Linked DNA regions of Mus musculus: region 2 is linked to region 1. Evidence: chromatin loops called from intact Hi-C (ENCODE). Cell type or tissue: heart. All regions are shown on one strand. Links, peaks and the distances in the headings refer to the core of each region. The heading gives the core; the rest is flanking DNA.

The links. A loop is a pair of places that touch in the nucleus more often than their neighbours do. Peaks named below come from ENCODE experiments on the same cell type or tissue, not always from the same donor. Only the 100,000 strongest peaks of a DNase experiment are listed, where the experiment ranks them.
Region 2: a loop joins it to region 1, with 1.9 times the contacts of the local background. A loop is called at or near these places in 1 of 42 quality-filtered maps.

Annotation. Positions count from the first base shown.
Region 1 is chr11:119,762,114-119,777,203 of GRCm38, forward strand. All of the region lies in intron 6 of Rptor (regulatory associated protein of MTOR, complex 1), which reads left to right. Among named protein-coding and RNA genes, the nearest start is that of Rptoros, 65 kb to the right of the region's middle. In heart, for the core only: a CTCF peak has its summit at 7,765 (motif pointing left); no DNase peak of the experiment used is centred there.
Region 2 is chr11:119,664,587-119,679,676 of GRCm38, forward strand. It overlaps Rptor (regulatory associated protein of MTOR, complex 1), which reads left to right. Exons shown (of 34, transcript NM_028898.3): 3 at 6,692-6,774. Among named protein-coding and RNA genes, the nearest start is that of Rptor, 69 kb to the left of the region's middle. In heart, for the core only: no CTCF peak of the experiment used is centred there; no DNase peak of the experiment used is centred there; H3K27ac peaks cover 1,187 bases.

The DNA of each region.
Region 1 (15,090 bases), core at 5,493-10,492:
AGCTGCAAGACAGAAACATAAAGGCTGAGAAGACAGCGGCAGACGCCAGAGTCCACGCAGAGCCCAGGGTGGCACTGAGCAAGCAAAGCAAAGTGCTTTACTGTGGAAAAGGAGCAAGAGGGCAGGGGAGGACGGCAGCCGCAGCAGTATGACCTGACACAGTCGTAAGCTGAGAGGTGCCACCTACAGTCATTCATGCAGGGGGAGCTGAGTCAGGAGCCCGGTCAGAATGCTCCTGAGAGAAAGTTCCAGCCAAGGGGTGGGGTTAATAATAGGTTAATTACCCAGGTCCATCGCCGCGCACACACAACCATCCATGCAACAAAGAATCCACATTTTTGAGCATGTATGGGCCATTTATCAAATAAACTATGTCTATACTGCAAAGGAGCCATCTATAATAAGTCCAGAGGATCTCCCTTTTTGTCTTGTGATCTCCGACCACACATAGTAGATGGAACTCAGTCATGAGAAGGCAGGGTTTAGAGGAATGCTGGGAGAGACATACCTTGTGCTAACTTTCTCAACCCATGCCTGAAACCCTAGTTTAAAAAATTAATGTGTAAAAATGACCCAGAAAGAAAAGGTTGGGGATTAAAGAAGAAATACTTTGTTTGATTGGTTTTTATTTAGCTTGTTATTGTTGTTAATATTGAGACAGAGCGTTGCCAACCTCAGGAACCTGCAGTCTTGCCTTGGCCTCCTGCATGCTGGGCTACAGCAATGTGCCATCATGTCCTGCAACTTGAAGTAACAAATGTTCAGGCTGAATTCATTGAAAGCACATGAGCAGCAAGTGCAGCTCAGGCTTTAGTGAGAAATGGAGATAGAGAAAAGGTCAGGGAAGGGTGCAGCCAATAACAAAATCTCAGCCAAAGTTCTGAGTGCAGAGCTGCTTAGCACCCCATGCTGCCTCCACAGTAACGAGTTAGGGTTTGCAGCCCGAGGGAGCCTGTCTCCTGGACCTCGTGCTCTCTGAGACTCTGCTCTGCTGACGGTGTCGTAGCACTGTAGCATCTCAGCCTCTGAGTCATCTCCGGGGCCCACTGTTTCTTAAGTGTAACTGAAGGAAAAGTTAAGATTTGGGTAACAATCACAGCTGTGATTTACTGAGCATCGGTTGCACAACTGCACGCCCAGCGTGTGCACAGTATTCCCACAAGCCTGTGAAGGCTGTGCCAACACTAGCTCTTACCTGCAGGCTGCTCCCAAGGGAACTCGTAGGCAGGATTCAGGAACTAGTGCCCGGACTCAGAGCTGACATTCTGACCTCCACCTGTGCTGCTTCTGTGGGTACTGGTGACACCCTCCCTGGTGTCTTTGATACCAGTGACACCCTCCCTGGTGTCTTTGGTACTGGTGACACCCTCCCTGGTGTCTTTTGTACTGGTGACACCCTCCCTGGTGTCTTTGACACCAGTGACACCCTCCCTGGTGTCTTTGATACCAGTGACACCCTCCCTGGTGTCTTTGGTACTGGTGACACCCTCCCTGGTGTCTTTTGTACTGGTGACACCCTCCCTGGTGTCTTTGATACCAGTGACACCCTCCCTGGTGTCTTTGGTACCGGTGACACCCTCCCTGGTGTCTTTTGTACTGGTGACACCCTCCCTGGTGTCTTTGATACCAGTGACACCTTCCCTGGTGTCTTTGGTACCGGTGACACCCTCCCTGGTGTCTTTGGTACTGGTGACACCCTCCCTGGTGTCTTTGCTGGTGTGTTTTCCTGCTGTCATTGCGGTGGTGCTTTGGAAGGAGCCAAGACCTCTGCTTGCTTAATCCATACCTTCATTGAGGGCGTGGGGCCTGTGTAACATGTGAGGCAAACACCATGGTCAGTGGAGAAAGCCTCCATCTGCAGGTGAAGAGGCAGATTGCTGTAGTCTACTACAATACTGGAAGCCTGGCCAACCAGCCAGAAGAAATGGAGAGAAGCAGTAAGAGAGACATTAAGATCTGGGTGCAGCACAGTCCCCTTGTCTCACTGTTTCAGGATGTACATGTCACCTGAGTGCCTGCAAGTCCAAAGCCAGTTCATTTCTGTCCCTGGCAACACTGTTCTCCTCCTCAGAAGCCATAGACATGGCAGAGAGGGCATTCGGAGCCTTTCCTATCGGAAGAGAAGCAAACACCATTCCTGGCTTGGGATTTAGTGGTTGCGCAGGCTGAGCCCCCAAACAGGAAAGGTGCACATCACACCCTATTCAGACCACACTGGAAGGACAGACATTGTGGAAAGCTGGAAGAAAAAACCAAAGAAACAGTAGGCAGTCATATTGCCAAACAGGAAGCCAAAGTAATATATGTGGGAGTATGGGGAAGACAGGGAAGCCCCTGAGACTGACTGCCCTCTACAGCAGGGCACCGGAACCTCAGAGAATTGAAATCAGAATTGTTTTATTTTTCTAACTACTACCTTGTAGCCATTAAGATTCAGAAGTACTTGGGAATAAATATAACAAATATAATAAAATGCATGCAAGGCCTGAGCTCACAAATCTGAATTATCACAGAGATTAAAGATGAGGCAGAAAATGGCTCTGTAAAGATGGAAAGACCCAGCTCTATGTGTGTGCCTTTGTGTGAGACAGGTTAACATGGAGGTTAGGCAGGCTTTAAGTTACTGGCAGTGCTCAGTGCCCAAGTGTAGAGATTGCAGATATGTTCTTACCATATCCAGCCAAAATTCAGTATTCTTAAACGTTAATTTTCTCCAACTTGATCTTTGCTGTCCCAGTCAAAGTCTTGGCTTTAAACCTTACATAGAAGCACAGAGGGCATGGTGAGGACAGTTTGGACTCAGCGTAAAGCCATTGTCACAAGACAGTCATGCCGTGTACACACTGCACAAAGGTGCCTAAATGGTTTCATGGGGAAGGACTGTTTTTCAAGAATTGGTGGTAGAAGCTGTATATGGAGAAGAAAAAAAAAAAATCAAAGACAGAGACTACCTTGCACCTCACTTACGCCTTACGGAACAGTTAACCCTGTTCTTCCTCTGAGAGCCAGGGAGAGCTAGAAGGCTGGATGAAATGGGGTTTCCACCCTTACAGCAAGTTATTGGTAACAGCTGCTGCTGGACCAAGAGCAGCTGCACCACTGCACGCTGTGAGGATGATGGTGGGTCTCCATTATATTAAACTCAGGAAGGCTAGCCAGGGACCAGAGGACGCAAAGGTAAGGCAGCCGCAGCTGTGATGGGATCAGGCGTGCATGCATGTGTTCACACACACACTCTCAGATGTGCACATGCACATTCATGCTCACACACTCATACACTACACACACACACACACACACACACGCACAAGATTGTCTCCAGATGCAGTAAGGGGCAATGGGATGTCATCTGTGTGGACTGTGGGGACGACAGAAGCTTAACAGTACTGCTGCAAACTGAAGTCTCAAACTGGTTTATTTTATCGTATGCAAATTGTATCTCATTAAAGTTGATTTAAGTGTTTTTAAATGTAGAATGTTGAGTGAAAAAATAAGAAACAGTATTAGATTTATAGTGCATTACTTTTTATTAAACACAAATATTGTGCAGTACTAGTCATGTAAATGTATGCATATATATCTGAGTGAAGAAACAGCATACAGGTCACAGACCTCACGGGACCACTGGAGAGGACTCTCTGGTTTGAGACTTTCAGTGTCCAGAACTGAGAGTCAGTGCAGGTGTGCTGGTAGGACCTGGAGGTGTCTTTGAGCTATGTACACACAGGAGAGGACATGGACATTTCTTCTGGTCACCCATGTAGGTGAAACAGTAGACAGGAAAGTAGCAGCATTTTTAAAGCCCAGCGTCTTTCACATCTACTCAGCTCTCACAAGGCCCAGTTTGGGGCCCAGTAGTGGAAGCAGCAGTAGTAGCCTCCAGGCCGCTGCTTCTGTAGGGACTGCGCTGACGCAGCTTTAGGACCCGTGTCCTTTGCAGTGTGTGCTGTTTCTCCAGAGATGTGTAGTGAGTGAATGTTTTATCTACAGAACAGGTGTCTTTGACTTCTGACTCCTGACTTGTGGTGATTTTCTTTTGGCTCACACTCCTCTCCTATGCTAATCTAAAATGGAACACAGTGTGCGGGTCATTCTCGGTGAGCAGTGTAGTGCAATGGAGTCCTGTCAGTGCCGACTGCCTAGCACCTGAGGTTGCATGAGTATGGCTGAAGGGCAGCATGTGGCCAGAACACACTCCTCTATCTACAGGAGCATGTACAAAAGAGATTGTGGTTGCGTGCAGCTCAGCTCACAGTAGGGTTTTCACTGTACTGTGACTGTGTGGGACTCTAGGAGAGCAGCTCCCTCCCCACACCCCCCCCCCATCCTCCTGTCTGGCTTCAGACAATGGCAGAACAACTTACTGTCTGCTTAGGATACAAACCATCATCACCTTGTTTCAAATTAGTTCCGGTGCTTGTTGGAAATTGTGCCGCAAAGCAGCTAAATGATCTCATGCTTAGGGAACAGTCGCTCCTGGGCTGTTACCTGCCGGTGTGTATCTTTAATGTGCTTCTGCTCGTCTGACTTATGTGCACGTAGTGTGCCTAGGCTGACACCTGTTATCAGCGATATTGCCGAGTTCCATTAAAGTACATTGATGTTTGCAGCTCTGTATTCAGTCATGGACACTTGTGTCAGTGAATAGTCAGGGGTACTTTTCTGGTGGTGGCTGTAGAAGCTGCCTCATTTCCTTTCACATACACTGCATTGAGGTGCCTCTCAGATGACATCTATGGCATGCCAGGACTGTGCTGTCACATAGGACCTGTGCAGATGGTGGCACAGCACCGCTCCGTTGTTTTTTGTTTTGTTTTGTTTTTGTTCTGAATGTATCCTGCAGACAATGATCCTCTGTTTTCCTGACTTCTTGCTATTCATACTACTGATGCCCCTGTTCGTGACACAGAACAGGCTTAAATAGGCTTCAAAAGCCACTTCCATGCACCATGTGGCTAGTGCCACAGTCACACTAGCCCTTGCTTTTGTTAGCCTTTGTCTCCATTATCCATGAGGTAATGTCTCTGTGTTGCAAGTAGCCTGCAGAGTATGCAAATGATAAGGATTTATGAGTCCAAGTGGTTGTCTGCTGGGATTGGGGACTTAATGGAGAGGGACACGCTTCTATCAGTCCTTTGGCAATAAGCAGGGAGAGAGCACAGTGTCTTCTCTGTTGGGGCTTCCTGTGATGGAGAGCTTGTCCTAGAAGGGGCAGTTGGAGGAGGGTGTTCTGAGTAGATGTTCCTATCCTGGCCATGGGCCTGAAGTCAAGCTTAGAGGATAGAGACAACTTAGTGCAGCCGGACCTTTGAGTGAGGGCAGACATGGTCCCCACAACCCAAGAAACAGGGTGCAGCCCCTGAGCATGACTAAATTATATCACACGTATGCCCCTGTATGTTCACCTGCCATCCCTACATACAAGAGAAGCTGATTTATCAATAATAGAAATGTATTGCTGTCAGTCTGGAGGCAGGAAGCCCAAGGTCCAGGTGCTAGCAGATGTTCTCTGCAGTCTAGAGTGTTGAAAGCTAGAGATGTAGTCTAGGGCGGATGAGCAGTGCCCTCCTCGCACAGTGTGGGAAGCATGCGGTGGGAACCACGGCTGGTGCAGTAGGCTCTGCCAGAGCATGAGCAGCATGTCGGGACTGAAGAGGCCAGACACTGTATGGCTCTTTAAGAAGCCATGCTGCTGTGCTGTTGGCTCGGAGCAGCTGAGATAAGGGGGCCTCTGTCCACCTCAGGCTCAAAGGAGACTCCTTGCTGGGAAAGCTGAAGAGGCAAAAAGCATCTTAGCCTCTGCTTCACAGGAGTGAGCACCACGGGCTGCTTGGGCATCACACACAGTTCAAGGCAGGAAAGCACTCCATTAGGAGCATGTTACCCTCATCCATATGCACTCTCCTGGAGTAAAGAAGCTAAGCAATGAGAAAGAGAAATAGGGCAAATGAATGAAGTGTAAATTAAAAGCTATCTCCCTGGCATAAGGTAGCAGGGGTGGGTGTGTGGTGCAGACCACACATTGCGACTGCCTTGTGAGGAGTCGCTTTCACGGGAGGGTCTGTTTGGGACTCTTCCTGGTCATTTGGCATAAGAACTGCCAGAGTAGGAACAAGATGCTCGCTCCTGGGCTCTCTAGCATTTACCTCACAATACTTACGGACCTTAAGGAGCCTGCTCAAGAGTACGTCCCTAGATCCTAAGCCCTGAGCCAAAGTTGGTACCTATCACCGATTGTTTTTATGTATGTATCCATGTGTGTTTGTGTGTATGTGTCTTTGTCTGTGTGTCCACATGTGTCCACATATATCTGTGTCTGTGAGTGTTCGTGAGTGTGTGTGTCTGTATGTTTTGAACCCTGAGCTTCATGCATGGCAGAAGTGCAGTCTACCGCTCAGCTACTTCAGCTCAGGATCAGCTACCAGCCCCTGCTGCTGATTCTTAAGTAAACATAAACCCTTGCCTTCAGTCCTCCCTCTTGCCCTAGTCCTGGATCTCCCCAAGGTCTAGCTGGTGACGCTGTTTGGCTCTGGAGCCATCCTTCCTGCCCTGACCCTTCTATGGGCTCTTGGCTCTCCTCCAATGGTGGACATGCAGCTCCCACCTGAGTCCTCTCAGCATCACTTCCTTCTCCTGCGTCATTGCCCCCAGGCCGGAATGTCAGCCAAAGACTCACCATCTCATTTCTAGCTGTCTCTTCACTGATGAGGAGTGAGTGCAGGAGAGAAATTAATTGTGTTGGGTTTCCCTTATATACCAAATTAAGGCCTTTTGTTTAATCGATATAATTCTGGTTTTAAATATCTGTTATCTTCATTTTATGGGTTAAAACAGCTGGATATAGCCAGGCGGTGGTGGCGCACACTTTTAATCTCAGCACTTGGGAGGCAGAGGCAGGCGGATTTCTGAGTTCAAGGCCAGCCTAGTCTACAGAGTGAGTTCCAGGACAGCCAGGGCTACACAGAGAAACCCTGTCTGGAAAAAACAAACAAAAAACAAAAAAGTCAACAACAACAACAACAACAAAAAAACCCAGCTGGATATGAGAAGTTAGCCACTGTGTCCTCCAATTGGACAGTGGCAAAGCTGGGATTTGAACCCAGGACTCTCTGGACTTTCAGGACTGGTCATCATCATTACTCTGCTGTAATAATTTCATCTTTGCACTTGGTAACACGCCATTCCTAGTAGCAGAACCCTCTAGCATGGTGTTATCAGGCACAGAGGATCTGTCACAGATCTCTACTGTCAGAGACTGTGGCATTTTGAGCTGTATGGGGATGAGGTTACCTGGCTGAAACTGGGCCCTATTCATGGCTCCTGCTGTTGCAGCTTCACCACAGTTTGTCACCAGCACCCCTCAGGGGGACTGCTGGAGGCACTTTAGGTAAGAGGTGCTGCAGTCCGGTCTGACTTCTGCATCTCTAGCACCAGGCTTTAGTATGTGTGCTTGTGGGGAGCAGTATATTCTGTGAGTGCATGGAGAGGCAGGCCTTTCATGGGTCGCTTTTGCTTTCTTACTTCCATGCCTGTTGTTAGCCTGGAAGCTTGTTGGAAAGCACCTCCCTTTATTTTGATTTATGCCTATGCCTCCCTCCAAGGTAAGCCAATGGGGCCTCTATACACTGAGGACTGATCAGACCACTAACTACTACTGGCCAGAGTTGGAACCGAACACTTAGTGCTGTGGCCTCTGACAACTGGGTTCTGCTGTGTGGTAGGAACTTGTGCCTTTAGAATTCCATTGTGCAGCCGAGCTCTCCTCAGGCTGCCCCTGGTGGCCAGGGAAGGTAGCCTTCCCTGCACGATGCTGCCTTGCTGTGTATCCTTCCTTGCTTGTCCACCTCTCCTGTGAAGGGACACTGATGGTGGTCTGTTAGAAGGAACCGATGTTGGTCTGGCTCTGGGAGTCTGAGTGGTCTCTGGTCCATTTTTCCCCTTGGGTGAGTCAGTTTCTCTGCAGCCCTGTAAGGATGGTGCTCTCTTCCCAGCAGTAGAGGCAGTGCAGCTGCCCTGGAAGTACTGTGGAAGGGGGCTGTGAGGTCTGTGTCGGCCAGTATGTATTAATAGTGCAACACACTGTAATTTACAAGGGACTTCCCACATGGCTTCACATGCACCTTTGCTAGTAACCAGGACCAGTCAAAGCAGCCATAACTCAGGGCACATGACTGTGTGATTGACTGGGGACCAGGTGCTTAATATGCCCAGTGTTGTAGCCTGACTTATAGCTGAGTTCACAGCAGTCCTTGACACATGCTCATACCAAAAGTACACATTCACTCGGACTCCATCAGCTCCTTACACGTTCATTCAGAGGTTCCTTTGCTCCCGCAGGCTTATTCCTCATCACCTGTTTTCCTGGCCTCTGTTTCTGCTTAAGGCCCCTAGTTTACGTCTCAGGTTCCTTAAGACTGCAGCAGATCACAGAGAAGGTGCTCTCTTCCCACTGAGCCTGGCTCCTTCCTCTGCATTGTGCACCTGAGTGCCGCCAGCAACCATGGGGCTATGTGAGAGAGGGCAGCAGCATGCGCGCGCACACATACACACACACACCCGAACACAGGCACGCACTCACACATGCACACACACACCATCAGGTAGGCTCCAGAAGAGCCTTCCTTTCCTTCCATTACTGTGTGATATTCTAATAGTGAGCGGTAGGGAGGAACCTCTGAAAGGAATGAGCTCAGTCCCTGCTATTGTCTCATGGTGTCTGTCTGTCTGTTTTTCCATTGTGCAGCAGAGCTCTCCTCAGGCTGCCCCTGGTGCCCACACACTACATAATTCACGTAAGCAGAATCCATACATGTTTTGAATTGTGCTTCCAGGTTAAAGACAGCCACTTGCTATTATCACCCAGCCCTTTATTTTCAGGTTTAATATTCTATCCAGTGTTTCTGGGGGACAAAGCCCTTGTGCTGCTTCTCTGAGCACAGCGCCTCTCCTTGTTCTGGACACACTCACATGAGACTAGCATGCCAGAGAGTGGAGCTCCTGACCTCTGCTGTTCTGAAACTGGGAAGTGAGACCGCTCCATACTTATCACACATACAAACGTGTCATTTTCAGCACCCCCAGCCTTACCTTCAAGGAGAAACAGTCCCACTGCAGACTGTGATAAGCAGACTGTGGGCTGTGCATGATCTGAGAGTTTTGTGGCCTACAGTGTGTAAATCGCTGTGAGAAAGGTCTGTCCTTCCCTACCAGTGTGCTCACCTTCTTCCAGAAGCCTCAGGCACTTAGTGGAGGAGTACACCTGATGCTGAAGCCACGGACCAGGAACACAGCAGAGGAACCCTGGCAGCCTCTCCGCCTGCTGGAGGTGGACAAGACTGTGTACCGCACATGCTGCACAACTGAATCTGCATTTAAGTTTAATTGGAAACTAGTCTGACCCTGCCTACTTCAAGAACATCAGGAATTGGTTGCTTTGTCACAGCACTTCCCCACCTCCCATCCCAGGACTGTTTCTGCTGCTGATGATAAAAGTGAGCATAACCGCCCATGAAGAGCGCAGACCTCTGTCCACTGCCTACCCAGCCATGGCTGAAGTTCTCACTTGCTCAAGGAAGCTTGTTCTCTGATAAGTTCCCCTTGCCTCTAGCTGGACTTTCCTACAGAATCCTAGACCTAGTCATGACTATCATCATGTCCATCTGCTTTTGTTAGGACAGTGTGCTTACGGCCGTGAAACAGCCAGAGTGTCTGGTACCTGTCAACTGTATGGTCCATTGAGAAGATGATGTTAGTGTCAGATGTGTCCTGGAATGGGCAGGAGAGGAATGTGTATAAAGTCAGAGATGGGGTCTTACCTGGGCCCCCTCACTTAGCCGTTTGCTCGGTTCTATAGTTCCTCTGAGCATTGACATTCTCTGCTAGAGTAACAATGACAGATGTAAACTGCCAGTCACAAATGGCAGGCCGGCAGGCCAGCTTCTGTACTCCCAACCTAAAGGCACCGTTGTGGAGGACACTAGGATACGCCTTCATGTAGAAGACTTAGGCATAGACACCTTAAGAACGGAAGATATAAACAGGGTCCCTTCGGGGCTAGAAGACTCCAATGCAGACTGAGAACTGACATCTGTGGTTGCCCTGAGCTGGTGGAGAAGCTGGCAGGTGGAGAATGGATGTTTGCTTCTTGTTTTAGTTTATTTTTAATTGAGAAATGTTTTCATTAATTAACTTTGAATTGGCAAGTAAGAACACTGCTTTGTCTTTGGTCATACATCTTGGGTCCCACCTTTTGCCTCTCCTCTAACACAGATCATCTTCCTCTGCTTGGTTTAAATCAGATTGAACTTTTTCAGAAAGGGCCCTGCTTATAGATGGGTTCATGTGCTTGCATGAGCCAGGACCTCAGCATTGTCCGGCTTGTTCTACACTTCTGGATCCTCCTATCCCAAGTTCTGAGCTTGATGATTCTGAGACACGCGCACACACACACACACACACTCTCTCTCTCTCACACTCTCCCTCTCCCACACTCTCTCCCTCTCCCTCTCCCTCTCCCTCTCCCTCTCCCTCTCCCTCTCCCTCTCCCTCTCCCTCTCCCTCTCCCTCTCCCTCTCCCTCTCCCTCTCCCTCTCAGAAGAGGAACGCAGAACAGCTGAGAAAAACACTTGGTGTTTTCTGGGAGACTCGTGTGAAGTCTATCCCAAGATGGAAATGTGAGATTAGCTTAGCTATGAGTGGATGAAGACTTGGACAGCCCACCTGACTGTCCCAGCCTCAGCACTCAGGATTTTCCTTGTAGACATCGCCCATAACATTAGCAGAGGAAGGGAGAGCATCTGTCTGCATCTCCTGCCCTGATCTCTGCAAGTGCGGCCCTTGCTTTGTGTGGGGGAGGGAGTGCATGGTCCCCAGCCTGCTTGCAAGTCATCCCAGCCAGTTTCTTTTCTCACTGTACTTTGGATGAGAGTCAGGCCTTGGCTTTGGACCACTAGTCGTGTGGCAGTTTCAGAGTGACATCATCTCAGCCCCTGTATGAGGGAGCCCCTCATGCCATGCTGCTCAGCAGACACAAGGCCAGTCTGACTCTGGTCCAGGCTTCTCTTGGCTGCCACTGAGTGGTAAGTGGTGTGAGCATGTGCTGCTTGGTGCCCGCTGTCTGGTTTGTCCATGTGATCTCCAGCCTTCTGATTATGACAGTCCTAGAAGAACTTTGAGCCATCTTAACTCAGAAGAGCAGATCAGATGGCAAAAAGAAAGTGATGGACTGATCACAGCAAATTATGTTCTGAGTACTTGGTTCTTTGGGATTTAAAAGAATCATTTTTTTAAACAAGTTTTAGGGCCCATCTGAAACTTTTTCCATAAAGCCACCCTCCCTCCTAGTCAGAGGTAGATGATGGCACACCCGTCTCTATAAATACCAAGTGCACTATGGGATCTGGGCCTGTCTGCTGTGTCCCATCAGTGTGCAGTCAAGAGCATTGCCCTAACTGAGGCGCTGTGAGGGGCAGAGTTCCGCAGACTTCTGCTCCTCTGACTGTGGGTCCTTCCTACACTTCCTAGTCTGTGTCCACGCACAGTGTACACATGCTGCATGGGACTTGCTCACCAGGTGTAAGTCAGACTGAAGAGTGAGGAGCCTGAAGCCGTCACAGACTCGGGGGCAGTTCTGCCCTGCCATATCGGATCCTGTCACGTGGGAGTGTACCATGAGGCGAGATGTGTTCTGCCTGTGCGTTCAAAGTTTCCTCCAAGAAGAAGGTGCTTTCATAGGAAGGAGGGTTGGTTTCTTCCAAGACAGTAGCTCTTGGTAGCCCCAGGGAAACGGCAGGGAGGCAAAGGATACACCTTTGATAGTTTGCACCCTTATGATAGCACTGAAAGATTTTCCTCCCATCAGCTGCCTGTTTTGACTGTCTTTTTTTTTAAATTGGGGGACAGATTTTAGCCATTTGAAACAGTGTGAGAGAAAGCCTGTGACAGACAGTATGGAGTCTCGGAAGTTGCACCCCTGCTGCTTGCTCCTTCTCAGTCTCTGGCTGGGGCTCTGGCCCAGGACGGAGAGGTCTATGCAGGTCAGAGGAGTGGCTCATCTCTGTCTTCTGGCTTACTTGATTGTGCAGCAGAGAGAGCACCTGAGATAGCAAGTTCTTGTGTCTAATCCTAGCTGCAGGCCTAGCTGTGGCCAATGGGAAGCCATTCTGTAAAGTCAAAAGTAACAGGAAAGGTTTGTGAATTAGCATCAAGGGAAAAATAAGAACAGTTTAAAGATCTTACATGGTGGGTCCTTGGTGACAGGGTCTTACTCTCCACCCCAAACTGTACTCACTATGTTACCTAGGCTGGTATTGAGCTGTCAGCCTAGCTTCCTGAAAGCTTGGGTTACAGGAGTAATCCCCTCTATCCAGCTGGTTGGCAGTGTGTATTTGTTTATTTACTGTGTATTGGTGTTTTGCCTACAAATATGTCTAGTGCACCACTTGCATGCCTAGTGTCCCTGGATCCCTGGGACTTGTAATTACTGATGGTTGTAAGCTAACATGTGGATGTTGGGAGTCGAACCCTCAGCCTCTGGAAGAGGAGCACGTTCTCTTAGCCATCTCTCCAGCCAGGTTTTATTTTTGAGTCTGTGATTAGGCGCTCAGTGTGTGGGTCCAAGACACAGCTCTGCTTTGCCACCCTCAGCAGCCTTCCCTGTGACTTTTAGGGGACTTAGGCCAGTCTGAAATTTGTAGCTTTGATGCTGGGAAGAATTTCAGGACCAGCTAGAACAATGATGTAGAGCTGGAAGTTACACTAAAGACATTTTAATGTGATCTTAAGTCTGAGGGTTTGGAGAAAACGAAACACTTAAGGGAGAAAGACCATACCTAAGAGTGTGGCTTTGAGCCTCTGAGAAAATAAGGCATACCCAAGTTCGGCTGAGCTCTTTAAGGAGGTGCAGATGACTAATATTGGCTACACATACCAGTTAAGTCTCTGAGGTTGCTAAGGAACCTTTGGTGTCTTTTGTCTAGTATTTGATATGTGCGACTGCTCTAGTAATGCCTTGAATGGGATTATAATGGCGGGGTGAGATCTGGAGCCACTGGGTCTGCACAAGGTGCTTAGCTCGTGTTCTTTCCTCATCATGAGGCTTCTAGTGAGACTTCTAGCAAATGTCAGGTTTGCAGCTGGAAGGGGACTTGCCTCAGCAACTGTCCAAGGTGCTGGAGTTCCTGCTGCACTGCTGATGAGTAGTTTCAACTGGACCTAGAGTGAGGGCTCCTTCCCCTGCTCATGTCCCCCAGATTTCCCTACCTTTCCATTTTGCCCCGTTTTATGACCGCTTTTCTGTAAATGGAACAGAAGAGAGGGTTTTATAGGCAGAGGAGAGCTGCAGAGAGCAGAAACAAAAAAACAAAAATGAGTCAGAGTTCCTTGTGAGGCAGGAAATAGAAAAAGGATTGGTTAGCCTCAGGTCACCTCTGCTGTAAGGATTAAAGCAGGCTGGAACCTGATTGTTGGTGGCAGGCTGCAGCTGGCCTGCTGTGGGAAGTGATGTTTCCTCCTGCTGGTTCCTAGAAGGCTGGGTAAACAGCTCAGGTTCTGACTGTTGAGCAAGGCTCCATTTTTTGATGCTTAGCCTGGTTTGGGTAGCTACTTGGTTCAAAGCAGTGGCTCCCAGTAAAGCTGCCACAGAGGAGTCCTCTCAGCTGGTCTCTGTGCCATCCCCCTACATTTGGGCTTCAGCAGACTTTTTTTTAGTTTGCATTTGTTTTTCTTTAGAAGACAACACATCTCACAGAGCTTCCTCATCAAAGCATTTCTCTATCCCTTTCACCTCTGCCCTCTGACTCCAGAGTCATCCACAGCTGTGTTCCCTATGGTTCTTGATGGCCACCCATCTGAAGCTCAGCCAGTCATCTGAAGCTCTATATGCCCTAGAACACTTCTGCCTTCACACTTATGTGGTAGTTTGGCTGGGTATAAAATGCGGGTTCTGAGTTTTCTCCTGCTTAATCTGCTTATTTCTTTGAAAGTGGTGGTTCTGAAAGCTTCCTGTTTGGGTTTTTGTTGTTGTTGATGATGATGTTGATGATGATTTTGTTTGTTTGTTTGTTCATTTTGTCTTTGTATGATTTAGTTGTTGTTGAAACTGACCTTGCTATGCTGTCCAAGCTGGCTTTGAATTCTTGGCTTACAATCTCCCTGCCTCAACCTCCCAGATGGCAGTCAGGAGCTTCACTCTGTGTTCCTCACTTACAGGTGTCCTCCATTTGTAGAACAGGCATGCCTCTTATTTCATGCTAAGAAATAAACCCTCACCTGAGACAGGGCAACAACCAGCACACAGAGAGCAGGGAGCAGCTTTCAACTATTTGGTTATTTCGTTTTATCTAATATTTTCCATAGGCTTTCACTTTGTGTTTATTTTGTTTAATATTTTCTACAGGCTTTTGCTGTGTAACCCATACAGGCCTGGAGCTTGCAATGACCCTTCTGTCTGGGCTCCTAAGGCTCTGGTTTACAGGTGTGAGCCACTGTACCTGGCCAGTTGTAATGGGTTATTTGAGTCTTTGTTTTTTGTTATTTGTTTGTTTGTTTGTTTGTTTTAAGGCAGTGTTTCTGCATAGCCCTGGCTGTCCTGGAATTTGTTATGCAAAATGGGCTGGCCTGTAACTCACAGAGATCTGCCTGCCTCCGACTCCTAGGCCATTGTGCCTAGCGCTGAGGCGTTTCGTTTCTTCAGTGTCTGCCTAGTCCTTTGCCTTCATTGTCCGGAAACACCCTCACCCAGTGTAGAAGGAAAAAGGTGTGCCAGGTGAGGCAGCTATTATTTCTGGAGAACTGATACTGTTGGTGAAGGAACTTTGTGGGTTCAGTGCTGACTTAAGCATGCTTCTAGTGACCCATAGCCTCATTAGAGTTGCCCAATGGCCGTCCTTTAATTCCATGTCTATGAGAACTGTGCCTTTTCACTATTCTAAAAATGCTAATCTCACAGTCAGTAGGCAAATTCGTTTTTTATAACCGTAAAGTGTCTCTCACTTCCAGAGTCTGTTTCGGTATTTCCTCTGGCTTCTAACACTGTGCCATTCATTCTGGAAGAACCAATGCAAAGCACTGCAGAGGCCACTCACTTGGGAT
Region 2 (15,090 bases), core at 5,401-10,400, 98 kb before region 1:
CTACAGAGCCTTGTGGCCAGGCTTTGCTCTGAAGCTCAGTCAGGAGACAGGCCCCACAGTGTGTTTGCCACTAATTATAAAATGGAGGGATGACATTATGATTAATAAGATACAGTCATCAAGAGCCATCCCTAATTTCAAAGTTACCCTTTTGCTATTATGTATTTTCTCAATCAAAAATTAGCCATTCAAGGTTACACAACTAATTAATGGCGGAATCCTTGAAAGGCACTCTGATTTACACTCCATGCAGTAGGCAGTGCTCAACTAATAAGTCAATTAGCGAGTGTTTACATGTCTGCTAACACAAGGCACTGAGAACTGCAAGGGTTCATGGAGCCTCGAGCTCTGTGTACTACCCCTGTTCTTGCGTTTTTACTGTGGTGGCCACACACGGAGGCTGCACCTGATCCAAGTGCATGGGCTGACTCCGACGGCACTTCTAGACTCAGGGCACCCATGAAACTCTTCGCACAACATGGAACCAGAAGCCCACATTGCCAGTGCCTGTGATGGCTCTTGGCAGCACATCTTATTTGATTCTTATCTGAGTGGGAGTGTCAAGTGGGCTCAGCTAGCTTCTTTTCTCTTTATGGGTGACTGCATTTCAGATTAGGACCAGGCACAGGAGCCCGCACAGGTGGAGAGTCTTAGAGCCTTCCTGGAGCGCTGTCAAGGGTGACAGTGGTTCTTTGGAAGGAAAGGCTGGGGGCAGTGCATCAAGGTGTGTGTGTGTGTGTGTGTGTGTGTGTGTGTGTGTGTGTGTGTGTAGGTGTGTGTGTGTGTGTAGGTGTGTGTGTGTGTGTGTGTGTGTAGATGATAGTTGGTAAAGGAGAGAGAGAGAGAGAGAGTGAGAGAGCGAGAGTGAGAGAGCGAGCAGTTCTGCTGTTGCTGATGGGCAGCACCAGCTGTGCCTATGGGACCATGGGCCAGGTCAGCAGACAGCTTCAGTATCCCAGGCTAGGGGTACTTAGGCACATGCCTTCTGCATGACGTTAAGTGTGCAACTCAGAGGGTTTATGCTGAAGATCTAAGATAAGAAAAACATATAGGGGCTGGAGAGATGGCTCAGTGGTTAAGAGCACTGATTGCTCTTCCGTAGGTCCTGAGTTCGAATCCTAGCAACCACATGGTGGCTCACTGCCACCCGTATGTAATGATATCTGACACCCTCTTCTGGTGTGTCTGAAAACAGCTACAGTGTACTTACATATAATAAATCTTTGGGCCAGAGCAAGCAGGGTTGGAGCGAGTGGGGCTGGAGCATGCAGAGGTCCTGAACTCAATTCCCAGAAACCACATGATGGCTCACAACTATGTGTACATCTACAGTGTACTCATATACATAAAAATAAGTCCTTTTTTTTTTTTTTTTAAAGAAAAACATATAAAAGCCAGAAGTTTTACAGTGATGCCAGCTACTTTTCCACCTCTGGTGCCCACCTGCATCACTGCCATCCCAGTTCACTGACACTGGTGGATCACCCAGTAAATCTCTGCTGATGATGTCAGACGATCCTTTCTGTTCTCTTCCTTTCATGGCTCTTCTCCCACTCATTGGCATATTTTTTGGGAGGAAATAAAATTAATTGACCGCAGGGATTTCTAGGAGATCAGAAGTGACAGCCATAGCCTGTTATATGACTGCTTTTTCTGGGAGATGCAGCACGCACATGTGCACACACACACACACACACACACACACACACACAGAGGAGGAGGAGGAGGGGGGGGATGGGGAGAGGGGGGAGAGGAGAGAGGGAGGGGGAGAGAAAACACGAGAACAGCCCTATTCATTCCTGATAGGGAGTCCCATGATAGACCGAAGTATGGAAACCACTAAAATCCAACTGGGTGAGTTAGTGAGTTTTACTGGAATTACTTACAGCAGGAGTATGGGTGAGTTGCTTACAGGCACAGAACTGACTCAGAACTGAGAGTGTCCTTTCCAGGTAGCTCAGCCGCTTGACTTGTCTCAGTCCCCTCCCCCTGCACCCACCTCTCATATGTGTAGCCCTGACTGTCCTAGAACTCATTCTGTACAGCAGGCTGGCCTGCTCCTGCCTCTTGAGTGCTGGGATTAAAGGCTTGCACTACCATGCCCAGCTGTCTGTTTTCTTAACAGCTCCTCTGAGAGTGACTCTCCCTTTACCATTTACTCTGGGGGGAAGAAAAGGCCTAGTGAAGCTGGTCAATTCCAGGGACTCTGAAGCTATTTTGAGTTGTTTACTTTCTGTCGTAAGAATCTTCCCTGGGATATGCAGTGTTTCCCTGTCATGGAAACAGCTACACAACAGACTCACTCAGTCGGTCCCTTCCTATGGCTCAGTGGGTGCCCTGATTGAGGCCAGTGGTGGGAGGTGAGCAGCTGATAGGCTCTCTCTGCTGCAGAGCCCCAGTGGAGCAGTTTTCAACTTGTCAAGATGTGTCAAGACCCCTCTGGGGGGGGGGGGGTCACAGATCCATATTTACATTACAATTCCTAACACTAGTAAAAGTTCAGTTATAAAAAGTAGCAACAAAATTTTATGGTTGGGGGTCACCACAACATGTATTAAGGGGTTGAAGATTAGGCAGGTTTAGAAGCACCTCTGTCTCTGCTGTGTACTGTGTGGTATATGGGGGTGGGTGGGTGGGACAACTGTAGCCTTAGTGGGGAAGAAGTGGAGGGGGGGGTCAGAAGTTCAAGTGAGCAGGGTAGTGTCGGGCCTTCCTTAGAACTGACACCTTCAGACTCCTGCCCTCACTGCACTGATAAAGAGAGGCCAGACAGACTTAGCTTTCTGTAGAGAAAACTGCTTCCCTGTTCTCCATCACAGGTTCCCACCGTCATGGTTGCTGCACAGTGAGGGATGTGGGCGATGCTTCCTAATGTGCTTCCTACTGAGTCTGTGCTTTCCCGTGCTCACCACAGACAGTATAACCTGATGTTTGAAAGGTTCCTCCTTGTTACTGCATAGGTGGCGTCTGATTGTAACCTTCGGGGCTGTGGCTATAGCTGGGATGGTGGAGTTCAGTGCACCAGGTCCTGGATTTGATTTCCAGCACCGAATGGACTGGATTTGGTGACACGGGTCGAATCCCAGGAGAGCCAGAGATTCACGGTTGTTACCAGCTACCTGACGGGTTTTAGGACACGTGAGGTACATGAGACCCCATCTCTTAAAAGTGTTTTTGATATTTAGTAATATAGCCTCTGCCTCTTGCCAGCCTGTGGTCTAGTTAGTCATGGTCTATGGATGGGGGTCCTCAGGATTGTTTTCAGATCCTAGGACTGTCTTCCCACTGAGAAAAGAGAAATGAAGACTGATGTCATATCTTGTGTTGGTCAAAACAGATTTCCCATAGGCCCCTCACACATTTTCACTCAGCCGCATGGTGCCAGGTCCTTCTGAGCTTGAATTGGAGCGTCCAGAACTCCAGCACCTGTGCTTGAGAACGCGTCTGAGATGTGGACACACTGGCTCATAAAGTTCCCTTCCAGATAGAGAATCTGTCACAAAGTCTTGTGATTAATCTTATTAAAAAATTCAAAGTAACACTTATACAGAGAGTCAAATATTGCTAAAAGCCCTGTTAAGGAAAAGCTGCTTCGTCCTTGGCAGAGGAGACTCCTCCTTTCACATAATTATTCTAGGATCCATGTGTTGGGGAGCTGAGGTTACACACAGTGGCACTGGCAGCAAGTCTACCAGGGGGCGGATCTGCGGATGAGAACTCACCCTGGAGTGTAGGGCCTGGGATCTTGTCTGAGGCAAATGCTGGACCACGCACACTGCTCACCAGGGTTTCATCTGCAAGATGGAGTGCATGAGCATTGTGGAAGATGTACAGTGCTTTGAGTGCAGGAGTGGCAAGGCCCACTGGATGCTTGACAGGGCTGATTGCAGCCGACTCTAATGCCTTTCACTGTTTGCATCTTAAAACATGCCCTTCTGCCATCAGAGAGCACCCCTCCCTGTCTGCTGGCAGGATCCCTGACATCTATGCTCTCAGTGCAACACCTTGGGTTCCATGTTTTCCCCATTCCCCACAAGTCTAGCTGGATTGCAGAGTTAAGTTTGTGATTATGAATAAAAACTAAGTAAGAAAAAAAATTACAACTTTTAAAAGACTGTCCCTGTTAAACTAGAAATATATAACAGCTTTCTTAAAGTTCAGTCTCCAAGGATGCTCTTAACATTTTGTAGATGAAACGAGTCTGTGAGAACCCAAGCCATGGGCAGACCTGACCATGCATGGCAGCTTCCAGGAGTGCCTGCAAAGCCGTGTAGGAGCTGAGCTGTTTGCAAGGCCTGCTGTCTCTACCCAAACAAAGACACATACATTCTAGAAAGTGAATGAGGCAGGGTTGTCACTTTACGGAATTCAGCTGACACTGATACACTCTGAGATTTCAAATAAAACATTAGAATTTAGAATCTGTGACTGTGAGTTGGTGGCTTCTTTTTGCTGAAGGCATTCTCTAATGAGATGGTGTTATACCAATGAGTTGTGGATTTGTTTTAAATATCAGGGAATGAAATGTGATTTTTATCACTCAGGAGAGCTAATGTTTTCTAAAGGGCCTATGCTTTGATTCAATCAGGAATCTGAGTGACCAGACCCTAAAGGTTCTTGTCCCCAGTTGATTTTTGATCAGTCAGTAAAGATACCAGGGACCAATGGCTGGGCAAAGGGAGATAGGGTGGGACCCTGAGAGTTGCCCGGGGAGGAGATGGAGAAATCACTGTGAAGCAGTGAGATATGGATGGATTTACGAGCTGAAGGAGATAAAGCCAACCAGCCATTTAAGATGTTGGGTAAGTGGCCACTTCCCCGATGGTACCTAGGGTAGCAGGCAGAGGGTTAGAAGTGCTGAGCCATTGAGCTAGATGATATATTAAACATAAGCTACTGTGTGTGTGTGTGTGTGTGTGTGTGTGTGTGTGTGTGTCTGTCTGTCTGTCTGTCTGTCTTTCATTCGTCAATCCAAAGGTTCCCTGGGAAGGTGTCTGGAAGCGCTAAAAACAAACTTCTGCAGTCAGTGCCTCGGGGCACAAAGCCACCTTTGGGGAAAAGACCCATCTTGGGTGCTACCAGGCCAGCTCTTCATTGCTGTGCTGCAGACACCACATAGCAAGTAATGGCAAAGAGATGTCATAGCAGCAAGAAGAGCCATGGCAACTAAGTTCCTGCTTAAAGCCTCCTCTCCCTACTGTGAGTGAGTGAGTGTGAGTGAGTGTGAGTGAGTGCTGCCACTTTGTGTGCATCAACTGCATCCACAGACGTCAGAGGATGGGGTGAGGGGACACAGCCCCAGGCAGAGTCCTGCTGCCGTGTGTTAAGTCACACGCTGGAGACAGTCACGTTCTTCTCACTAAACTCTGTATAGATGAGGATGGCCTTGAACTTCTGGTCCTCCCGCCTCTGCCTCCTGACTGCTGGGATTTCAGGAATATACCGATGTGCCTGGTTCCCCCTCCCTCCCTTTCTCCCTCCCTTCCTCCCTCCCTCCCTGTCTCCCTCCCTTATAAAGGACAACATGTAATTGGGGCTGGCTTGCACATGCCTGGTTTTGCTGTAGCGTTGACGATGGAACCCAGGGCTGCATGCATGCTGGGCGAGGCACTCTACCAACTGAGCTACATCTTTAGCTTGCTCTCACTAAGCTTTTGGAGAGATCATAATTTTCATGTTTAGACATAGTGGGTTTATCATATTTAGTTTAAATAATTACTTTATATACATTGAGTGTTTCACTCAGATGTATGTCTGTGCATGCATGTCTGTTGCTGGAGGTCAGAACAGGCACTGGGTCCCCTAGAACTGCAGCTCTGGCGGTTGTGAGTTGTGGTGAGGGTGCTAGGAATTGGACAAAGCTTCTGTAGCAGAACAACACATGCACTTGACTGTAAGCCATCTTCCCAGCTCTAGCTTGTTATATTTAAATGAATAAATAAAGGCGAAATAATTTTTCCTATAAACACTCCTTTTCTCCCTTACTTGCTCACTCTCTATGTAGTACAGACTGGCCTTGAACTTGTGATCCTCTTGCCAGACTCTCATATTCTAATGTTGTATATATCAATAGACAAAAGCTCTGTGGGGTCATCAGATGTTTAAAGACTGGCAAGGGGTCCTGACACAGATAGGTGTGAGAACTGCAGTCTGAGTGTTGTTAGCATAGAAGCTATTTGATGACTAAGCAGCACTCTAAGGGTGTCTTTGTGTGTTGTGCCAGCCATTTTTCTTGTGTGTGTAGTAACATTACAATCGAGGTGAAAATGATTGAGTGTTGCTCTTGGTCCTTCCCTCTATCAGTCCCTCCGTCCCTCTGTCCCTCCCTGCTGCCCTCCCTCTTTCCCTCCCTCCCTCCCTCCCTCCCTCCCTCCCTCCCTCCTTCACAGCCATCTCTGCACAAGGAGGGTTGCAGTTTTAATATGGTAGTAGCATAGCCAGGCCTTTCTGACAGTCTGAACAGCAGCAGAAGTGAAGAGCAGGAAAGATGGCCGGTGCCGCATAGTGGGAAGTGGTTGCCCTGCTGCCTTTTAGTGCGCAAGCAGGAGCAGCCTTCCTGGGCCGTGGTATCAGGTCTGCTTCTGGTTAAGCACAGATAAAACAGGCGTATCTGGGTGTGTATCTTGTCAAAGGGGACTTCCCCAGCGGAGAGCGTGTGTGGTTACTGAGCTTCTCTTTGTTGCCTCTACAGATCCTCTGTCTATGGGCCCTCAGAAAGCTCTGGAAACCATCGGTGCAAACCTACAGAAGCAGTATGAGAACTGGCAGCCAAGGGTAAGCCTTCTCCATTTGCCCTTCCTTTCAGTCATGGGTTGTGTGGTTTGAACTTGAGAGAGCAGTCTGGCTTCATCTCAGATCATCCAGTAAGAGCCTGCTCCTCCAGGCCTCTGTCACTGTCACTGTCAGCCTTTCCAGTGCAGTCAGTGGAGCTTGCGTGCTGCATCCAGGGTTCTGGTTATTTGGTGTAACTTTCCCCAAACTTTTAGAAAAGGTGTTCTTTATGGTACTCTTAAATCAAGGTTTTAATTTTGCATAGAAAATGAATTTTCAATAAATTTTCTACAGCATCTGCTAGATAGAGCTTTTCTGCCGTAAGCGTTCACATGTGGGGAAAGAGCGCCCAGCATTCAAAAGGGAGACACCTATTGTGAGTTCAGCTTTCATACAGAAGGTGAGGTTCCTCTTAGACTATGTGCCTTTGTTGCTTGTCTCTCAGAGTTTTTGCAGTGTGGGGTTTAAGGTCACACTGTCCAGGAGCAGTGTGGGATGGTTTTCACCGTCACACTGTCCACGAGTGACCTGAAGCCCATGTTCCTTTACCTTCCTCACTAACTGCTTTGGTGATTTAGTAAATTTAATGGGAAATTAGAATTTTGAGGTGTTGAAATAAATGCCTGAGTGTTCACCCTTGTGTGAAGTCAGGCAGGGTGAGCAAGCAGGTGACCCCGGCTGTGTGCCTGTGACTTTGTTTGACCCCCCCTCCCCCCCTTATGCTATAAGTAGAAGGGAAGCAAAGGATTCTTAGACCCTCACCACTTAACTCTTGCCTACCCAGGAGGCTGACTTGTGAACCGTTTATCCCCTATCAAGTCCATCCAGGAGTCTCTCGTACATTATTTGCATTCTTCAAGTAAGAGAATAGCCATGAATCAGACACCTGCTGTGGGCTTGAGCAGTGCTCTTGGTAGTTTATGCTGTAGTGTTTGCCTGTGAGGTGTCTTAAGTGTTGGGGGAGATTTCTTGGGTCTTTGTGCTTTACATTTGGGCTTTTCTTTTGAAGGCAGGTCCTCAGGGTTGTTTTGACACTTGTTGTAAAGCTTTGCCTTTGAAATCTGTTATTTTTGGGGTTTACAAGAAAATTCCAGAGAGTGTAGTGCATTTGGCAGTTGGGTGGGGATTGGAGAGTTACTGAGTGTATTAGTAGTTGAAGATGCTGGTGTTCCAAAGAAAGAATATCTTCTTTGAAGTTTTTGCAGGTGCCCAGTGTGTCAGCTGGTGGGCTAGCACTGGAGGGAGCATGTGTGGAGTGACATTTCTTGCTTCTGTGATATGCATGGAGAGGACATAAATTTGACTCAGCTGCGCCAACCTTTGCTAGGTCTTTTTTATACTTTTGTTTATTTGTTGAGGGTACAATGTACATTCAGATCTTCCAGTTGTATGTTTATAGAGTATTACTGAATAATAACAAAAAGAAATAAAAAGGAAAGAATAAGTCTGGTCCTGGTTTTTGGCACCAAATGAACGTGTAAAAGAAATGAAAGGAAAAGGAAGGGGACACGATTATTCCTAGGTCAGTGTAGAGGAAGTTTATCATAGGTAAATGTGCACAGAGAGAGGCAGGGGTGTGGGAGCTCACAGGCAGAGTCAGGGACAGCTGGGAGTTCACAGTGGACTCACCAGACTGAGCTGTGCCGTGTGCAGGGTGAGAGAGGGAGAGAGAAACCAGGTGCAGCTATCAGGAGGCCCAAACGTCACAAAGAGGGCATATAACCAAAATGGTTGGATTACATGGGGAAGAACAGCCCAGGCCTCTGGGCTGGAGAGTTCAGGGTAGGGGTCTAGGTATGCCTGCCTGAAGCAGGTAGAGACTAAGGGAGGTAGAGAGAACCTGGTGGCCAATGTCAGCTTTGATATGTAAAATAGGCACCTCAGCCATTTGTCCCAGGTTAGAAACCTAAGTTACCAGATTGCTTCAGATTTCTGACGTTCTTTCTCAGTGAGTCTTGTGCTGCTCCATGGTTGTTCTCTTTTAGAGAATTAGTCTGTGGGGGAGTGGTCTTCCTGGTTAACTTTAAAGATTTCAGCACATTAGTCATGTGTAGTGTGTGTGTGTGTGTGTGTGTATCTGTCTGTCTGTCTGTCTGCTTTGGGTTATTATTCATATAGTTTGGCATGATATTAGGTGTTAGCTAGTGCACACTAGCAGACAGTGAGCAGAATCTTTCAGATCCTCAGGATCTTCTTCTAGGACCCTTCCCCCTCTTCCCCCTCCCCTTTCCCCCTCTCCCTCCTCCCCCTCCCCTCCTCCTCCCTCTCTCCCTTTCCCTTTCTTTCCTTTTGAGACAGGATTTCTCTGTATAGCCCTGGCTGTCCTGGAACTCACTCTGTAGACCAGGCTGGCCTCCAACTCAGAGAGAGCCACTTGCCTCTGCCTCCACTTATTGATATTAAAGGAATGTGCCACCATACCCAGCTTGTTTCTTTTTTCTTGAAACTATTTTTTGTGTCTGGGTGTTTTGCCTGCATGTAGTCCCCTTTGAAGCCTGAAGATGGCAGTGGATTCCCTGAATCCTGGTTGTGAGCAGCTGTGTGGGTGCTGGGGATGGAACCTCAGTCCTCTGGTCTTCCACTGAGCCAGCTCTCTAGTTCTTTTAAAATCTAAATCTCTGTCCTAGAGTAAATCTGTTCCACGGCATTGTGACTTAAGGCAGGTCACATTTACATGCAGTAAATGACCTGGACAGAATGATAATGTGAGTCTCGTTTAGGAAGAAGCAGTAGAGGATCCACACTGGAAAAGTGGGTGCAGTCTTCCAGTGGTTTCAGGTCAGGGAGACTTGGTTAGAGATAGCAAGGGTTAGAGACACCAAAGAGTTTGAGGTGAGCACAGTTTCAAGACAATAGGATGCTTAGGAAAAGATGGTATAAGGTGAGAGATGGGGTTCTGGTTGGCTACCCCCGTACAGTGGAACTTCAGCTTAGCGAGAAGCTGTGTGTCAAACATCTTTCTCCATATCCAGGAAGCCACACTATAGCCATAAATACTAATTTCTTCTTGAATGCCAGAACTGATGAATTCATTTACACGTGCTAAAAATGTCTCAGAATTTCCTGATATGAACCATTAGTGGGATGTCTCCATTTTAGAAACAAGCCTAAGGTAACAGTTGTCACCAGTATGCCTCTGACTGGCTGGAGAACATGCGGGGATGTACTTACTGTAAAGAGCTTGGTGTGCATAGAGCGCTTTCCTGCTTAGATACTCTCATATGGCTGAGGGCAGAGTAAGGAGGCCTGATATCCATGAGAGCCTCTTAGTAGGTGCAGACTTCATGCTGAGAGGAAATTTGCACAGAACAGCTCAGATGTGTGATCCCCAACTGTAAATCAGGATCCTTTGAAACATTGCAAAGCTAAACATGCACCACTTTATTGTCCTCTACAGAGCTCTTGTATTTCTGCAGTAATAAAGAGAGGTTGATGTGCCATCTGCAACAAAACAATAGGGATGTTATTAAATTCCAAGACCTCTGATGGAAAGACCCTGGATTCAGTTTTCTCTTCCTCCGTATGCTTTATTGCACCACTCACAGAGGTCGGGTAGTCTGCAGTGAGGTCATTCCGTTCATGTTTGCTGAAGTCACTGTGGCCTGGACATTGGTGTGGGTGGGAACAAACAGCAGTGTTAATCTCCACAGCAGAAGGAGCAGAGACCTGACTGCACCCTAAGGAGCCAGGGTGCCTGGCATGCTGCCCATTGCATTGCTTGTGCCCAGCTGCCACATTTTCTCATTTTCTAGCTGTGATTATTCAAAATCAGATACTTTGATAAAGGTGAATTTGGTTCAGTAAAGAATTTAGAGAAGCCATTGTGATTTTATTTCCAGAGGCTGCCAGACTCTGTATTAGGCCGTATTTCCTTGCCTGGCTGATTGATAGTTTATCGGTTTGCACTGGTGGAATGTCTGTTCCTAGTTACATTTAAGACTTTCCTTATTACCTTTAGGTAATAGACTTTAGCTTTGCAGGAGAGCAAAGGGAAAATGCCAGCCGTGGTTTCTGTTGAAAATTCACCAGTAAAGCCCTCTTATGTCATGATGAGCCTCAAGAGGAAGTCTTATGGGAGCTGAGAGCAAAGGCTTTTGGGCTTTTAGGAGTTTGCCTGACAGATTGAGGTGCTGGCAGTTTAGCACAAGATGCAAGTTTAGGAGCTGAGGTAGCTGACATGGAGCACTCGCCAGGTCTCCTTTACCTAAAGCATGGAGTGGGAGGCACTCTGCTGGGGTAGGTCCCAGCTCTCCTGTGGCTCCCAGGTAGGTTCTGTGGGAGTCATTACCGTTTACTGTGGGAGGTAAGGAGGGTTGGTGCACCTGTAACAGTTGGCAGGGAGCTGAGGTGACCACTGAACGGGCCTGTTTGCCAGGCAAGGGGACAGGCTTTTCGCTGTGAGTGCACATAACTGTAGGAGCTCTTTCTCATCTTGGCCAGCAGGAATGAATGGCAAAGGCTCTGTGCAGTCACCGTGGCGTTTCAGGGAGCTGAGTGGTCAGTAGGAGCCACACACTCCTGTTTCCCGAGGCTGCAGTCAGCAGGTCTTAAATCTTAGCTCCTCTGCAGTGCATTCTTGTATCTGTCACAGTGGATTTGTAGTCAACGAATGAAACATGTTTTTATAGATCTTCTCAACAAGCAGTGGACTTGGGAAGTGGGGTCTCTCTCCAGCAAAGCAAGGCTCCTGGGCACACTCCTCCTCTGAAGAGCAGCCATCTTAGCTTTGTGATCGGGTTGTACACTTGGACTGCACACATGCCTTGTTAGCTGCTTTCTAGGAAGTAGAGCTGACGTGGCCAGGGACAGACACATTTCTTTCTGTTGGGTTTACAGGCTTGTCCTGTGGGGTTTAGGCACAGGTGTTTGCAGAGCCTAGTGTTTATGTGCACGTCCGTACTTCTGGGTTGCAGGGGCTGGACCTATGTGCCTCCTCCCTTAAGCAGGCTAGCTGCAGGTTGTTGGGAAGCCTGAGGGGTCAAGCATGGAGTACTGCTCCAGCTCTCTCTCTCCTTCCCTGCTGCCTACACCCTCAGAGCCCTCGAGAGGGGCTTGGGGTCCTACTAGCCTCTTCTCTGGACTGCTCCTGGTTCCTGTGTCAGAAGGCTCTACATGCTTGCTCTGCTCTAAGGGAGGAGCGGGGTGGGACGGATGGTGCTAGTGCTCCTCCTCACCCCACCCTAGTGTTCTCTATGGGATTTACAGTGGGATGTGCTGCACACCAGTACTGGTGCAAGTCAGTGTGCTCTGCCTTACTCGGGAGCGCGTCAGAGTTGCATGTGGACAACCTGAAAAGAAGCGAGTGGAGCTCAGGGGTGGAGTGGGGGTGCTCAGAGATCACTGTGGAGTAGCCTGCCTTGAACTAGTAGTGGTGGCTCTCAGCTTGGGACAATCACATTTTGATAGAACAGTACTGCCCATCTGGACACAGCACTATCATGGCATCGATGTCACTCCTTTGTAGGCTGCCCCTATGTCATGACTGTGCTATCCTCCTGACTTCCTCTGCTGGCAGCCTTCTCTTTCCTCCAAAATAGCTGGATTCTCTGTGGAGCCAGAGCTTGGGCATGATCCACCTGTCTGTGTTTCTGTGACAAACTGCAAGTGAGGGCTCCTAGCCACGGGCAGAATTGTAGCTGAATGACTCATACTGACATGATTCAAACTCTTGTGTGATGCGCTTTGCCCCTGATCTCATTAAATTTGTAAGATGGTGTAGATGTGTCTTGTGGCAGTCTTGGGGTTAACCATTGTGTTGTGATAGTCTCCCTTAGCTGCTTCCTGCCCAGATGTTAGCAACTGTCCCCAAGACAAACATTTTGCATGTTTTTCTGCTCTGGCCATAATCTTGTACCAGCCTGTTTCCCCTCCTCTTTCCTCTCTTCTTGCCTGACAGCCTTTCCATGCAGCATGTTCAGGGACAATTCCGATGGATGCTCTTCAGCCGAAAGGCTTATTAGTCAGCCCTGCCCACGCACTTCCTGTCTTGCCCTGTCCCCAAAGGCCACGGTGTTACAACAGCCCTCTGGATGTGGAACTTAGATCTAAAACCAGTTCCAAACTTGCAAACCTAAGCTGCCATTTTAGCTAATGAGAGCACAAAGGAGTCGCCATCTCTTGACTACCCATTCTTTTGAAAGCTTACACATACTTTAGAGAAAGGTAGGTTGTGGAGATGCGTCTGCTTTCACCTGCAGGATGTATCATGCTGTGTGACTAGAGTGCTGTGGGACTCCAGCTTTCTTGAAAGTGGCGTTATTTGCAGTCCCTGTGTCAAAGGCTCGCTCTCAGAGGCAGTGGGAAGGGTGAGTGGTGCACAGAGTAGGTTCCAGCCGTCCACCACTGCTCCTCCTCTCCCTCCCTTGCTGTGCTGCATCAGGCTCTGAGGATTGCCCTCGGCCTTGCTGTCTCTGCCTTGGTGAGAGGGCAGGTAGCTTAGCGGCTGTGGAGAGACTCTTGGCTTTGGTCTGGCCAGATTTAACAGTGACATTCTTTAGCCCTTTACCCTGACTTCAAGTGCTACTGCTTCATTCTTCTCAGACTGAAAATGGAAGTTGAAGCTGGGGTGGGCATGGTGGTGTAGACCTTTTATCCCAGTACTTGGGAGGCAAAGGCAAGGGGCATCTCTTGAGTTGGAACCTAGCCTGGTCTACAGAGTGGGCTGAGGACAGCCAGGGCTGCACAGAGAAACCCTGTTTGGGAACAAACAAACAGACAAACGGTAAGTGGAGGGCTGATGGGAATAATATTGAGCAGGTCAGCCCCAGCACCCAGAGGGTCCTTGATGCCCAGCCTTCTTCCTGAGTGGTCCCCAAGCCACACTAGGACACACACGCTGCCACTCTGAAACTTTCTACCCCAGAGAGTTCCTTCATACCTACCCTCCTCATCCTGCTTGCTGTCTCCCTGTCTCTAGTATTGTCTGAAGAGCAAGCACCTCTCCACCTCTGCTGCTCATCTTGTAAAGAGGGCTCAGTCCTTTCCTCATAGCCTCCCAAGGATCTCTCTCACCACTCTGCCCTCCCGATGAGGTCAGCGTTTCTGTTTGACAGATTTTGACAAAGAAACCATGCTTGCTGAAGACTGAATCTATAACTCACCCAGCCTCTGGCACCTATGCCTTTATTACTTGGGTGGGCTTTGGAACCTGCGGCTGTGCTTGAGAATGCCTGGTCACATGGTGCTGGTACAGGTGTCATGGTATAACTGGAGCTGCTGACAGTCAGGAAGCAGAAGGCAGGGAAGGCTGAGTTTGAGAGTGCCAAAGGGAGTCCCCATATGCTCACTGCACGCCACTGTGAAAGCTGTAAAGTTATTCCCCAGCTGAACAAGAACTTGCTGAGTGGGGGAGTTGTGCAGTGATTCGGAGGGAATGGTTCTGAACGCTTCCCATGTTATTTGACTTCACTTTGTAAAAGATCCACATGTCACGGAGGTGCCTGCACACCTGGTTGGTCACCATAGCATCAGGACCTCCTTGTGTAGTTGAATTCAATGGAGACATTGAAAATAATTGGAATAAAATTCACATAATATGCCGGGCAGTGGTGGCGCACACCTTTAATCCCAGCACTTGGGAAGCAGAGGCAGGCGGATTTCTGAGTTCGAGGACAGCCAGGGCTACACAGAGAAACCCTGTCTCAAAAAACAAAAAACAAAACAAAACAAAACAAAAACAAAAAAAAAAAAAAAGAAAAAAGAAAAAAAGAAATTCACACAACATCAAACCCACACTTATTTATTTTGATGTGTGTATAGATGTCTTCCTTAGTCACTTTTCACTTGATATTTTTATTTATTTTGGGACAGGGTCTCTTCATTGAATTTAGGAAGATGGCTCAGTATATAAGGTATTCTCTGTGTGAGTGTGGATGTGATTTTAAACCCCTAGAACCCAAGTCAAAGCTGTGTGTGCTTGTGTGTGCCTATAACTTTAGTACTGTAAGAAGCAGGGCTGGAGAGGCCCTGCTTCAGGGGAATGAAGTAGAGAGTGACAGAGCAGGACACTTGACATCCTCCTCTGGCATCTGTGTGCAACCTCACACACATACACACAGAGGCAGAGCCGCAGAGCCACAGAGCCACAGAGCCACAGTTACACAGGCACACAGGCACACTCTTGCACATAATACACAGGTATATGGACTTGTACTGCTGTTCGAATGGTGCAGTGACCTGAAAGCACTTTGCCTTGCCGTGTGGCTTCACTGTCATAGGCTGTAGCTCCACGTATATGTAAACCTGGAAGACATATACATGGACATATACGTGGATGAAGCCAGCAGAACACTTCTTCACCTGCCTGAGCATTCTGCTTCT